Regions from separate parts of the Homo sapiens genome. Here region 2 is linked to region 1. Evidence: chromatin contacts called from ENCODE Hi-C data. All regions are on one chromosome and are shown on one strand. The core of a region is the stretch at or near the end of the contact, and the rest is flanking DNA. Distances in the headings are between cores, read along the strand shown. Region 1 overlaps STAP1 (signal transducing adaptor family member 1). Region 2 holds the start of UGT2B17 (UDP glucuronosyltransferase family 2 member B17).

Evidence for each region. A loop is a pair of places that touch in the nucleus more often than their neighbours do. Pooled maps may share reads with other maps.
Region 2: a pooled map shows a loop between it and region 1 (4-fold over the local background). The contact joins the promoter of UGT2B17 here to the enhancer-like site in region 1. A Hi-C loop is called at or near these places in 3 of 37 single-sample maps with no recorded cell type and 3 of 50 pooled maps.

The regions. Positions count from the first base shown.
Region 1 is chr4:67,569,700-67,577,011 of GRCh38, forward strand. It overlaps STAP1 (signal transducing adaptor family member 1), which reads left to right. Exons shown (of 9, transcript NM_012108.4): 2 at 1,385-1,456; 3 at 5,686-5,799. Among named protein-coding and RNA genes, the nearest start is that of STAP1, 15 kb to the left of the region's middle. RefSeq lists silencers at 5,612-5,906, 7,064-7,123 and an enhancer at 5,910-5,989. Within about 2 kb of position 5,777, at least 5 of the 41 ENCODE cell types and tissues checked have a DNase peak (open chromatin) inside an H3K27ac peak, as active enhancers do.
Region 2 is chr4:68,571,545-68,578,963 of GRCh38, forward strand. UGT2B17 (UDP glucuronosyltransferase family 2 member B17) reads right to left here and starts at 4,778. Exons shown (of 7, transcript NM_001077.4): 1 at 4,407-4,778.

The sequences.
Region 1 (7,312 bases), core at 4,527-7,026:
CATTATCTTCCACCTTCATATCTTATTCCATTTTGTGTGTGTGTGTGTGAGATGGAATCTCGCTCTGTCGCCCAGGCTGGAGTGCAGTTGCATGATCTTGGCTCATTGCAACCTCTGCCTCCTGGGTTCAGGTGATTCTTCTGCTACAGCCCCCTGAGTAGTTGGGATTACAGGTGCACGTCACAATGCCTGGCTAATTTTTGTATTTTTAGGTAGAGATGGGGTTTTGCCATGTTGTTCAGGCTGGTCTGGAACTCCTGGCCTCAAGGGAGTCGCCCACCTCAGCCTCCCAAAGTGTTGGGATTACAGCGTGAGCCACCAGGCCCAGCCCCAGTGGATGGCCTTTAGGGGTAATAACATGCATGGAGCTGTCATCTCTATGATAGCAATGCCCTCTTTAGAAATACCTCCTGAAGAACATGCTTGAGGCTGCTTCACTGTTAGTTATGTTTTTTCAAAGTAGAAGTAGTATACTCTAAAACAATGATTAAAAAGTATAGTATAGTAAGTACATAAACCAGTAACATAGTCATTTATTAATCATTAACAAGTATTATTTACTGTACATAATTATATGTCCTATATTTTTGTTTGACTGGAAATGCAGTAGGTTTGTTTGCCAGCATCACCACAAACACCTGAGTCATGCATTGTGCTACAACATTATTGACAGTTGATACGAATTTTTCAGCGCCATTGTATCTTATGGGACCACTATCATATAGGCGGTTTGTCATCCACCAAAAGATCTTTTTGTGGCACATGATTGTATATCCTTATCTGAAATGTTATACTAAAATAAACTTGAGAATGATTTAATCAAGTGGTGGCATGGGCCTGTAGTCCTAGCTACTCTGGAGGCTGGAGTGGGAGGATTGCTTGAGCCCAGGAGTTCAAGGCTGCAGTGAGCCATGATTGTACCACTACGCTCCAGCCTGGGTAACAGAGCAAGACTCTGAAAAAAGAAAGAAAAGAAAAGAAAAAGAGAGAAGGAAAGAAAGAAAGAAAGAGAAAGGAAGGAAGGAAGGAAGGGAGAAAGGAGGGAGGAAGAAAGGAGGGAGGGAGGAAGGAAATAAAATGTTAAGCCAGGTATGGTGGCATATGCCTGTAGTCCCAGCTACTTGGAGGGGAAGCTGAGGCAGAAGAATTGCTTGAGCCTAGGAGTTGGAGAGTCCAGCCTGGGGGACATATTGAGACCAGAGAACCTATCTCAAAAAATGAAAAGAATTAAATGTAAAATTAAGCTATAAAAATTAGAATTATCCAGGATAAAGAAGACTTCTTATATCACACAAGCAATTAAGAAAGTTACAAAGGATAATATTATTAGAAAAATAGTTGAATATACACTAATGAAATAATGTTTATGGTTTCTTTCCCACAGGAGTATGAGCATTACTGGACAGAGTTGAGAGGAACTACTCTTTTCTTTTATACCGACAAAAAGAGTATAATAGTAAGTAAATATGTTGAGCTGATTCCATTGTTTCCCAATATACCCTTGTCACATAGCATATTATTCATTTTGGATTTTCTGCCATCCAAGAATAAAGATGCTCTGGTAAAATTAATTCAAAAAATAAAGTTTAAATCTGTGGGGGCCGCCAATGATCACAGGAACGATGGTAAATTTTCCTGGGCAATTCCGAAGAAGATATTGACTCATGTTTTTTACTTTTCATTATTTTCTTTCTGATTCTGATAACTAAACTTAGTTAAAAAGTGAAAATTTTTGACAAGACATCTGCACATATATTGCTTAATACCAAGTGATAGCTTCAATTTCTCCCACTTTTTATCTTGCTGTAGCATGCAGTTATAATTGGAAAGGAACAAAATGATCTCCAGAGCATGCAAAGCCATTATTTAATTTTTCTGAAAAGACAAAAACATATTCACAAAGCAGGACTTCTAAAGGCTTAAACATGAGAATAACAATAAAGGGATTCTGAGGTTTATTTATTCATATTAATTTCAAATTTTGATTGTATGTTTCAGTTCTTCCAGGAATAAGATATAGTATTTTAGTGGCAAATGCTTACCTACCTTGGAACACTATAAGAGACTTTATGAGCCAGTAACTTGATTAAATATAAACATTCTGGATCTGGATATAGTAGCCCATCTAATAATTAGAACATCATTATTAGAAGCCAACATCTAATGAAAGAGACAGAAAAATAACCTGTGTAATGTAGAATGTTTTCAAATGCCATAATAAATTTTACAAAATTAATTTCTCTTTTGTGCATTCCAATTTCCCACTGATGTCAGTAAATGTAAAAGAGCTTTTATTCTAACCTTTTCTATTGCACAGTAAGTGAGAGAGCTAACAATTTTTGCTCACTTACTACATGGCAAGAGGCAGTAAAGCTTAATAATCGAGAGCCTGGTCTCTTCAGACAGCCTGCCTGGGTGTTTGTCCTAGCCCTGCCACTGTTAACTGCAGAATCTTGGGCCAGTTACCCCACCTCTCTGTGTCTCAGTGTTATCAGACAGGAAACTGGTAGGAAACAGAAGACATCTCAAATTGGGCAATTTGAAGAGAATTTAATAAAGTTTTAATAAATATGCAAAGCAGTGAACAGGGTGTAGGAAAATTACAAAGATAGTACAGAATCCTGAGGTTAAAACAGTGTTCATTACCATGCCTAGGACTCAGAGGAAAGAGTGGGAAAGTAGTGTGAATTGTATGGAGATGACTGCCTTAAGGAGAGTATGATCTTTGACTGAGGGAGCAACTGCTTATGGTAATAAATACCCACCCTCACTCTTCTGATCTCCTGCCACTGTTCTCCAGTGGTCCAACCCAATAGGAACTCAAAGGGTACGGAGCCCCTTGATGTTGTCCATACAGGTCTCTCTCCTGCCGCAGAGTGTTGGGTGGTGAAGGAATAAAAGTGAATCTAAAAGAGCAAACAAAAGATCTCCAACACAGTCTTCAAATCTCTAAAATCAGAATAAAAATAGTAGTCCATTTTATAAGGTTCTCAAAATAACTAAATGAGATAGTACATGTAAGGACCTAAGAGAGTAGCTGGCACATAGTAAGCATTCAGGCATTTTACATGCATTGCCTAATTTAAGTCTCACAACTCTGCAGAATGGGTGCTATTTTAATTCCGGCTTTATAGATGAGATTAGTGAAGTTTAAAGATTAAGAATTGTACAAGGTTAGATAGGTAATACGAAAGGTACAATCCAGGTCTTGCTCCTAAGCCAGCCTTCTTCATCACCATGCCATGAGGAAATTGTTCTAGTGAAATGTCTCAGAATTGCCCATCTACCAATTTTTGTTAAGAGTATACAGACCTTTTGGGAACTTTTTAAAGTGATAGTCTCAGAAGAAAGCACTGGGATAGACAAGGTGAGAAGTGTAGATTTTTGTCTTACAAAAGGGAAGAATTTAAAGCTGGCTTTAAATATTTGAAAGGCTGTCAGGAAGTCGTGTGAAAGGGTCACTGAATTTGTTTCATGTTATTCCAGAAAGAAGAGATTAGGACAATGGATGAAAATTGGAGGAAAGTTGTGGCTTAATACAAGAAAAAACTTGCTAGTAGGCAGAGGTGCTCAGGAGGCATGAGTTCCATGTTAGAGATGTTTGAACACAGACTGGATGACTAATGAAAGGATACCCTGGCAGAGATGCCATCAGATGTCAGTGAGGTTAGACAGATGACCTTTAAGCCTCTTCACAAGATACAAATAAAAACAAAAAGATATGACTTCCTTTCCTCTAATCAATGGATCAGGCTACTGCACTCTAACTAACTGCCACCTCTTCCTCTGTTGCTTCCTCCTTTGTTGCAGCAAAACTCACTGAGCTTGATCTAGACAATCCCTCAGAAAAAAGATTTCTGTTTAATTTTAGATTCTTTCTTCCTTTGAACCTCCCTTCCATATTTTTTGAATGTATTTATTTTTAAAATTGACATATAAAATTGTTTATCATGATGTTTTAAAATATATATACATTGTGGAATGGTTAAATTGAAAATAACTAGGCCAACTCGAACTTTCTCTCAAACTCATCAATATAGAAATAGCTTTGGAAAAAAATTATATACCTATTTTTATGTCCTACTTTACTCAGAAAAATAAGACTTACAGATATACAGTAAAATAAGTCATATTGGCTACAATTGAAAGAAACATAAAAGGAGATAAAAAGAACTCAAGAATGAGGCTAATTTAGTAAAAATATATATATCATAAAAACCCTACTATACTTACTACAGGTAGTTCTTTCTACTACTAGAAGGCAAGCCCGTTGCATATAGAGAGTGGAAATTGACCAATTTCTCAGAAGAAATATTTTTATTATACTTGGATAGGATAGGAATTTCTTAATAGGATTGCCATAATCAGTGGTGTGCAGTAAATGCTGAATAGCTTTCTGGAAAAAAGTATGAATATATATATACATAAACTTGTTATAAATATTACTGATATGAACAATGTATAGTACACAATTAGAAAAATACACAATAGTCTTTATTGTAATGTCCATACAGACAATTGATTCTCACAGAATGCTTTCCTTGATTTTTGCCTAACTCTTGCATTGGTAACCAACTGTCAATGTAATTCGATCATAATTTGACAAATGGAGATTTAAATGGTATTTAAATCTGCTCTTTCCATAATAAATTTATTATCATTAAATATGATATTTGACATGAATATTTTCTAATATTTTCATTTACATTAATGAGTAAAAAGAAAGTAAAATGATGTATGTCAAAACATCATGTATGTATTAAAATCAATAAATGTGAGCAATTTCTTTGCTGAATTAGATAATAGTTTTTGAATTCTGGAAGAATATTTTGTCAATTTTTGTTCTATTTAGAGTGAAACAGATTCAGACACAACAAACCTATCTCATCTGCATATTAACATTTTTTCCTTTACTTTTTAAAGCCTACACCAAGGGCCAATAATCTGGATGATGGGCCAAATCTGGCCTATGGCCTGATTTTCTTCAGTTTTTGAGCTAAGAATGTCTCTATATGTTTAAAGTGTTTCTAAAGAAAAAAACAAAAACGAAGAATGTACAACAGGCTGTATGTGTGCCTGAAGTATGGTACTGTTTGGCCTTTTGCAGAAAAAAAGTGCTGCCCCTGGACATCAACAAAATAATAAATCAAGCTTGATTTGTAAGGTTTACCAATTTGCATGGTGTAAAATACTCTCACTGTGGCTGATTTCAACCTAACAGTATGACCTCACGGAGCATGTAGTTGGGAAGAAAAGCACAGTAGCACAGTATTATATGGTATTTTCACCATCCAGAAATGAAGATGTAAATAACCTTAAGAACATAGAGAACAGTAAAATATAGAAATAGAATGTAACAAATTTTGTTTTAATTACCTTTGCTTTGAATATAATTTATTTACTGGTATGTTTATATAATTCGATTTTTAAAATAATGGCTGTGTTTAACAACTTGCTTGCAAAATTCCTGAAAATTTAACAATTGGCTTTTGCAAACCTGTGTGAGCCAGGTTCAGCACACCACCACATAATACATTTCCACATGTCCTCTGGGATTAGGAAAACCAGGATATCATACAAAGTACTAATTAGTTGAAAGGAAGATATTACTTATTTTGCTTCCTGCTAGAACTAATGTGTATTACCCATGAAATAATGTAATGTGATCTTCCTTTATCTTTGCAGTATGTTGACAAATTAGACATAGTAGACCTCACATGCCTTACTGAGCAGAATTCAACTGAAAAGAACTGTGCGAAATTCACCCTTGTTTTGCCGAAAGAGGAAGTACAACTGAAGGTGAGCGAGGAGAAACAGTAGTCTGTAAAGGGTTGTGGTTATAAATAACATTCTTCACATCCAGTGGCTGAAGTAAAGAGAAATTGTAAGACAGGCTAAGTCTTACACTTTGTTAATATTTTTGCTTGCGTCTGGCCAAGACCTAGTTTTCTGAATTGGAATTTAAAAAGACGTGTTCACTTGTTTAGCATACAAGCGCCACGAAACCAGATACTCCTGCCCTCTGACAAAGTCAAGGATCCCACCTGGTGTTTGCTAAGGTTGTTCTTGAATCAGCATTCAAAATGAGCCAATAAAAGTCACCCAGTAACCACGGTAATAACATAAAGAGAACAACTTGTATTAAATAAGATATACTCGGAGACTTTTCCTGGGAGATTACTGATTGACCTTGAAAAGCACTGGTCTGAACTTCCGTGTAATAGGAATCGCCTGTACTAAGGAGATCGGACCCCCATCCCCCAACTCAAAACCTATATTTTAAGCAAGCTCCCCGGATGATTTGCAGATATGATAGTGAAGAGCACAAGACTGGTGTCAGATACTTGGGTCTGAATTTGGGCTGTTTTATTAGTTATTCATTCATTGTGATTATAGGCAAGTTACTTACCCTTTTTGTGTCTTTGTTTCTTCACCCGGAAGTAAGTCTCCTCTCAGATGAAACCCCCTCACCAAGGCCTACCTGGAGCACTTTATTACAGTGGCAACGTTTTTCTCCTCTCCTATGCCCCTAGTTGGACTCCTAATCTCTCTTACCCTGCTGTACCTTTAATTTTTCTCATTTCTTTCTTTTCGACACTATAAAATTTACTATTATGTTTATTATTTATCATTCCTTGCTAGACTCTAAACTCCATGAGAACAAGGTTTTTTTTTCGTTCCCTAATATAAACCAGTGTGTAGAATAGTGCTTAGCACTTAAAGGTACTTAGTAAATATCTGTTAAATGAACAAATCTATAAAACAATCAAACAAGCAAAAATAATAAGACCTTTTGCCAAGTTGCCTTGAAGGTTAAATCAAGTAATACCTGTGAAGTGCTTAAAATAGTAGCTACCACTAAAAGTGCTCAAAATATGTTGGCTGCAGTCTTGACCTCCCAGGCTCAAGCAACTTTCTCACCTTAGCCTCTCAAGTAGCTGACACCACCACAACAGGCTAATTTTTTGTATTTTTTGTAGAGACATGGTTTCACCATGTTGCCCAGGCTGTCTCAAACCCCTGAGCTCAAGTGATCCTCCCACCTCAGCCTCCCAAAGTGCTGAGACTACACGCATGAGCTACCAACCCTGACCTGGTATTGTTATTATTAGTAATAACATAGTACTAGTATTTACAGCTAAGAATTGGAAGTTTCTACTATCAAATTTGGTTGTCCTGAATTTAAAGCCAGTCCATTTTAACTGCTAATGGAGAGAGTAACTGTGAATTGACATACTGCAAAAGTAAGTTTTCTAACATTTAATTTTTTTGAGTAAATTTGTACATGTTCATTTGTTTTAAGTAAGCAAAC
Region 2 (7,419 bases), core at 3,528-6,027, 1.0 Mb after region 1:
AGCTAAGCTGCCTTACAGGATGAGTGAATCCTTTTCCTTCTTTAGCTATGCAATACTGTCTAATAATTGAGACTTTTAGAACCTAGAGATGATCAGGGTGATTCTTTTGGGCTGGGAATTCATCAGGAAATGGGTCTGTAGGAACTAATTCTTGGGCTTCCTATGGCCATTGATCTACTGTTATGGTTCCTCCACAAACATAATATGAGGTGACTTGTAGAGACTGGGCTACGTGTTAGGCTAATTGCAAAAAGAAATTTTTAGTTTTTCCTGGAATCTCAGGTACTGGCACATTTAGTTCATCATAGAAAGTCTGAAACACTGGTTCTGGAGAGCGTTTTTGAACCTCTCCTTTTATTAGGATGCTTACATTAGGATCTAGTCCCTTTTTATCCATGTCTAATGATATATATTTTTCTTTTATTTTACTTTGGGTCTGAGGGGTTTGTGATTATCAATTCTAAAAGGTTGTAGCTCCTATTCATGCAAGAGGGGCTGAGTTTTCCTTTTTGGAGTCAAACACGATCTTTTTTATTTTCCTTTTAAGTAGTCTGAATGACACGAGACCAGTATTGACACATCTCACATAAATATGATTTTTGACAGATATACTTATTTTTTTTACTGTGTAACTTTCTTTTTTAATTTAGAGAATCACATCCTGTTTCATGCTGCTTACTATTAATAGCGGCACAAGTGTCAAATTTTAAGGTTACATTTTGAGGAGCTCTGTTTTTTTCGGTTCTACCTATTACCTTACTTGTGTCACATAGAAAAGGAGCAGTCCTTAATTTTATTTTAAAAACTGTGATCATGGGAGGCTTAAAATTGTTCATAACACACATCAGGTTGGTTATTTCCTGGGCTACATACCTTGGATAGAATAGCATTATACAAACAATTTGTTGTTGTTTTTGTTGCTATTTAATTTTTTTAGAGTCCTCGGGCGTCCGTGATATTAGTGTTAGTCAGTTTTGTTGTGAGTGTTAGAAAGAGGGCATATAGAACCAGGAAGCTGATAAGAAAGACGATTATGAGGGCGTGATCATGGAAGGCAATTAGCTCTTTTATAATAACCATAAAGTAATTAGCTCTTTTATAATAACTATAAAGTAATAGGACTGTAGCAATCTTTTGTTCCACCTCAGTGACTTGATGTATATACTGGAAACAGTTCTTAGTCTGAGGAAGGTCAGTTGAAGTCCTTCCTGTACAAGTCCAAATTCTGAGGAAAATGAGTCCTGCGATGAGTCTCCTCATGCTTCAGCCATGCGTGGACCAGTCAGCTTCTGGGTGTGACTGGAGCAGTGTTTGTTGTCTTCTTCAGAGTCATTTTGCAGGGATTGGTGAAGCTGCTCCCATCCACGTACAGCTCCCAGTCTACTGATGTACAGTTATGTTTAACTGGGCTCTCTGATAATAGGAGTAAGATAGTGAGCTTAGGGTGTTGCAAACTTCAATGGTTATGTGGGGATTTTCACAATGCAAGCTTTGGTATCTAGTTAGTCTATCATTTATTAGCTAATGATGTCCTTTGGTATTTATTAAAATTACCACAGCATGGGGAGACTTTATGTTTAGGTTTTTCCTAAGAGTTAGCTTATTTGCTTCTTGTGTTAACAGGGCTGTTGCTGCCAGGGCCCTTGGACATGGGGGCCAGCCTTTGGAAACCCCGTCTAGTTGTTTTGAGAGACAGGCCATTGGCCTTGGCCAGGAACCTCCAGTCTGGGTTAAAACTCCAACTGCCATTTTTTTCTCTTTCTGACACATAGAGTGTGAAGAGTTTTGTCAGGTCAGGTAGCCTCAGGGCTGGGGCCGACATGAGTTTTTTTTTTTTTTTTAACTCATGAAAAGCTCTTTGCTGTTGGTTGTAATAGATGTAGTTTATCTAATCTACATTTTTATTGACTGTTATCTACTAAAATATTGACTTAAATCTTGTAACTATTTGATTTCAAGCTTTAAATTGATCTGGTATTCCTTGCAGGGCTTCGATTGCATCTAAATAGATGTGAGAGTTGAAAGACTTATAAGGGGCTCCTCTCACTTTACGATGTGTTATTATTATTTTTTCCTTCCTCTGGTTGATGAAATGCCAGGGTGAAAGGGATAGCCCAATGGACTAAGGCACAAATGCCACTCTAGTTATTTGGCAGAGTGCCTAGTAAAGGTCCACCACAATACTACCACACATCTGCTCAGGGATGAACAAGGGCTGATTGATTGATAAGCTCTTGAAAATTCTTAAGCTCACTGCATCCTTTTAGGTCTCCAAGGAATGCTAAGTTTCCTCCCTGCCGTGAGAGACAGGAAGTGAACTTAGTGTTGAGAGACAGAAGCTGGATGGCCCTTGGGGGCTGACTGGCAGGGACTTCAGGATATAGCAGAGAGAGCTTGGCATGACTTATTACTCCAGGCTGTAGAATCCTGGAAAAGAGCTACCATCAGGCCCACACCTGGTGAACTGGAGGACCACCGTAGTGGGAAGGGGACAATTAGGGCCTCTGGCCTGCCATGTGCACAAGCATAACAATTGCTTTTGTTTATTGTGTAGTTGGAATATTTGATCCATTTCAACCAGGCATTTGTAGCTTGATATACTGTCTTAATTGCTAAAGTTTGTTTTAAGTCTTTAACTTTTATGATCCTCTAGTAAAATGAATATTTCCATTAGCACTAATTTTTATTAGTTTTTAGACCAAAGAAAGCTAAACATCATTTTATATTTAATGTTTCTTGTATGATTTTTATACCAGATAAGCTAAATTTTACTTTTATATTAGTGTGTTATTAATATTAAACTTAATTTTAATAAAACCTTGTAGACATATTTATCCAATTTTTCATAGTTGACCATAAGGTAAGATTTTATAGACTCTGTTTAACCTTTTACAATTTTTGTTAAAGAGCAGGTTGATGCTTTAAGGAAAAAACCTGTTGCATTTTTACTTTCATGTCTAGTTCACAGAAAAACTGGATAATACTTTTTTAACTTTAGCTAATAAGTTTACACACAGAATTTTCTTTAAATTAACATTTTAAAACTTGCTTGAACTTTTCAAACAATAATTCTTTTTTGACTTTTTAATGTAGGTAAAAATCCACATTCTTATGCCTCCTTATAATCTTCTCATTAAAGTTATATTTTACTTTTTTATACACCTGCACATAAACTGTTTCTTCAATAGCACTCAGGAGGCCTTATTACTTTTAAATTATGCAACATTTTTTGCATAAAATTTTTTATAACTTTTTTTCACGACTTTCGCCAACAATTTTTCAACATGTCTCAACTTTCTGACTTATTACAAACATTTTTTTCTTCTCTTTAAACAACAAGTTAATTTATTTCAGGACAAGAATTTACCATATAACACTCTTTTTACATAAATTTTACCTCCTCCCCCCCCTTTTTTTTTTGAAGATAACCATTCCTTTTTTTTAAAAAGTGAACTTTCTTTATGTCTTTGGACTAGACTGTCTAAGGCCACAAGATTAGAAGTTACCATAATATGTGTTACACTGTCAACTTTTAGCAAACTTCGCTTTTGTTGAAAACCTTGTAAGTTTGAAATTTCAATTATCCTTTGCTATTAATAAGACCTTGTTTAGTCTAAATTTACTTAGAATTGGTATAGATGGCCTTTTTTTTTTTTTTCTCTGCTGGTCTTTCCTTGCCTCTGCCAGCTGCTTATGCTGCTGTTCTCTTAACTATTGTGAGGGGGGGTGGGGGGAAGGGGTCTAAAACCAGCTGTAACTGTCTATGTACAGAACCTGGTCTGGGTGCCTTGGCTTACAGGTTACCTTGTGCCATACCTTAGAAACTAAAAAGACCTATCTAGGCTTCCTTCTGATGGCTAACCTACCTCTAATGCTGGCCAATCTATTTCACACAAAGTTCTAAGTTTTCCTGGAGTCATAGTGACTCCATAGTCTCTATTAAATCCTTTCTTGAAATTCATTATCATAGTTCCCAGTGCAGTGGGCTTACTTTGTGCCTGATCTATGTTTTTTTGAGACAAAACACCATGCTCACAGCACACACACACCACAAAACAAAGAACGGGTAAAAGGGCACACACAAACATTTCAGTTTACACCAAACCAAAATCAAAACCAAAATCAGAGTATCCAGAAATCCAAGCCAGGTCAAAAACCAAAACCAAAGTATCCAGCAATTCAAGTCAAGTCAAAACCAGATCAAAAGTGCCAATACAGGCACACCGTGGGTGATCAGGCTATGCTACACTTCCATTCAGGTGGAGTGGGGCAAGTTCAAAAGACTAGTCCTACCAAGTCTAGCCAAGTCAAAACCAGAACAAAGGTGCCAACACAGGCACACCGTGGGTGACCAGGCCATGCTTCTACTCAGGTGGAGTGGGACAAGTTCAAAAGACTAGTCTTACCAAGTTCCAGATGTCCAGACTCCAAGTGCCAGTTCCTTCCCGGTGTTCAGCCACTGTGTTAATCCTCCACGGGGGCCTGCTACGTGTTGATCTGGTGAGGTGTTCCACTGGGGCAATTTCCTACCCAGGAGCGCTCTTTGGATCTCATCACTCAGGCTGCCCGGAGTACCCCACAGGGATGCTCCACAGGGCAGGCTTAAGCCACCTAAGGGGCTGCCTCAGCCTTCCGTCAGTCACCTTGCTTCTGGGTCAGGGAGCCAAGAAATGTAGCAGGACGAGCCACAGACAAAACCTCTCAGACATCGAGTTGTAGAAGGAAGGGCTTTATTCAGCTGGGAACATTGGCAAGATACTGCCTTAAAATCTGAGCTCCCCGAGTGCACAATTTCTGTCCTTTTTAAGGGCTCACTACACTAAAGATTTCACATGAAAGGGTCGTGATTGATTTGAGCAAGCAGTGGGTATGTGACAGGGGCTGCATGCACTGGTGGTCAGAGAGAAACAGAACAGGGCAGGGAGTTTCACAATGTTCTTCTATACATGTCTGGAATCTATGAATAACATTGGTTTCTAAGTTATGAGTTGAGTTTTAACTACTAAGTTTAGGCCAGGCAGGCCCAGGCATAGTTTCAGTCCTGGCGTTTGGGCTGCCTGTCTTTGGTTTTACTTCCTTGTTGTTTTTTCTTAAACATGTACTGAGTGAAAAACAATATAAAATAATATGAGAAGGTCTTTCTCTTCCTTCACATGCACATTGGTCACTGATCTCGCCTACTGTTAGGCTTCCCTGGGAGCCCAGTTAACAGGGGAAAATCTGCATGACCTCTCTTGGTTTCTCCTGTCCCAAAATCCAACACTGATCCAAGAAGGCTCCAGTATGTGCCAGGCACTCCCTGATCATCTGGTCTTAGGGGGACGCCTCTAAGCCATTTGATTCCGTTCCAGGAACCAAAAAGGCAGAGGTGATAATAGCTCCTTTTATTGTCTTCCTCCAGCTGTCCAGGACAGTCTTCTTTTTCCCTGTTCTCCAGAGCCTACCCTTTGATATGGAAAACTCCCCATCCTCCATTCCAAAAAACAGCCCTCCAGACTGCCTCATAAAAAATCTGCAAACCTTAGGCCTCAGGCAAGATACCCACCCTAAGCGCCTTGTCTTTTTTATACAATAAAACCTGGCCGCAGTATGAATTAGATAACGGGTCCAAATGGCCAGCAAATGAAACACTTGACTTTACAATTTTAACTGGTTAAAGCAATTATTGCCGATGACTGGAAAAATGGGGAGAAATTCCTTGTTCCAGGCCTTTTTGCACTCAGATCACAACCTGACTTCTGCAATTCTTGCTTACCTGTTCAAATCCTTCATTCTCACCGCCCTCATAACCTTTCTCCTCCTGACCCTACCTCTTTTTCCTTGTTGGATCCAGCAGACTGCTGTCCACCCCTCCCAGCCCCTACCCCCACGTCTCAACCATCTTCTATAACTCCCCAAGCTTTCTCATTGTCTTCGCAGTCACCATCTTCCCAGCCACCATCTTCCCAGCCGGCATCACCTCCAAAAGTACCCACTTCTTTTTCTACACCGTCCTCTCCTCAGGAAAACTCTAGCATTGCCTGTACTCAGTCTCCTTCCTCACTGCCCTCTCCTGAAGCCTGTAAACCCATCAAGCCACCTTACACCCCTATGTATCCTCCACTGCCTGTCAACTCAACCCGCCTTCCCCCTTCAAACCCTCAGCAGGAACCCCTTCTGGCTTCTTTCTTCTCTCCTGTCCATACCAGCTTGGGCACCATCTTTGGCCCACGCTGCACCCATACTTCAGTGCGGGTGCTAGAATGCCCCCTTCAGGAAGTAGCAGGAACTGAAGGTATTGTTAGAGTTCATGTTCCCTTCTCCTTCACTGATCTCTCAAACTAACAAGACTCAGTTCATTTCCAGAAGACCCTACCTCTTATATTAGGGAGTTTCAGTACCTTACCCAGTCTTATGCACTAACCTGGTATGACCTCTACTTATCCTGTCTTCCACCCTCACCTTCTACTTATCCTCTCTTCCACCCTCACCCCAGAAGACAGGGACCATATTTGGACCCTGGTTCAGGAGCATGCTAATACAATTCATCATCAAGCTCCTGCCCAGCCTACTGGCACGGAGGCAGTCCCCAACCAGGAGCCCCACCAGGATTATCAAGACAGGGCCTCTGGACACTGCCATCAAGACCACATGATTGTGTATCTCCTTGCAGGACTCAAAAAGGGTGCCCATAAAGTGGTAAACTATAAAAACCTTTCAGAAATCACCCAAGGTCCTGACAGAAACCCAGCCTTTTTTCTCTCTTGTTTAACTGAAGCCATGAGAAAATATACCAACCTAGACCCAGCCAACCCAGAAGGAATCACTATTTTAAACCTTTGGTTCCTCATCCAATCTACCCCTGATATTTGGTGCAAGATTCAGAAGCTTGACAATGGCCCTGAAACCCCACAATGACACCTTCTTAATTTAGTCTTCAAAGTCTTTAACAGTTATAACGAGGAAAGTAAAAGAAAAAAAAAAAAGACAGAGTTTCAAATGCTTGCCTCCACCATCACGGGCCCTGCAGGCCCACAGGCTGCAGCTCCACACAGATGCCTCCTAGCAATCCACCTCCCCCTGGCACCTGTTTCAAGTGTGGCAATGAAGGCCACTGGTCCAGGCAATGCCCAAACCCAGGTAAGCCCACCAGGCTGTGCCCTCTCTGCGGAGGACCCCACTGGAAGTCAGACTGTGAGGTGCCCCAGCAAGGACCGCCCCCATCCCTGCCCCAGCCGGCCAAAACCTCCTACTAGGATCTCATCAGCCTTGCCGCTGAAGACTGACAGTGCCCTGGAACAGATGCCCCAGCAACTACCATTGCTTCATCTGAGCCAAGGATAACCTTGATGTTGGCAGATAGGCCAGTATTTTTTTTTTAATTAATATTGGGGCAACCTACTCTGCTTTACCTAAATTTTCAGGACCCACCCAGTCCTC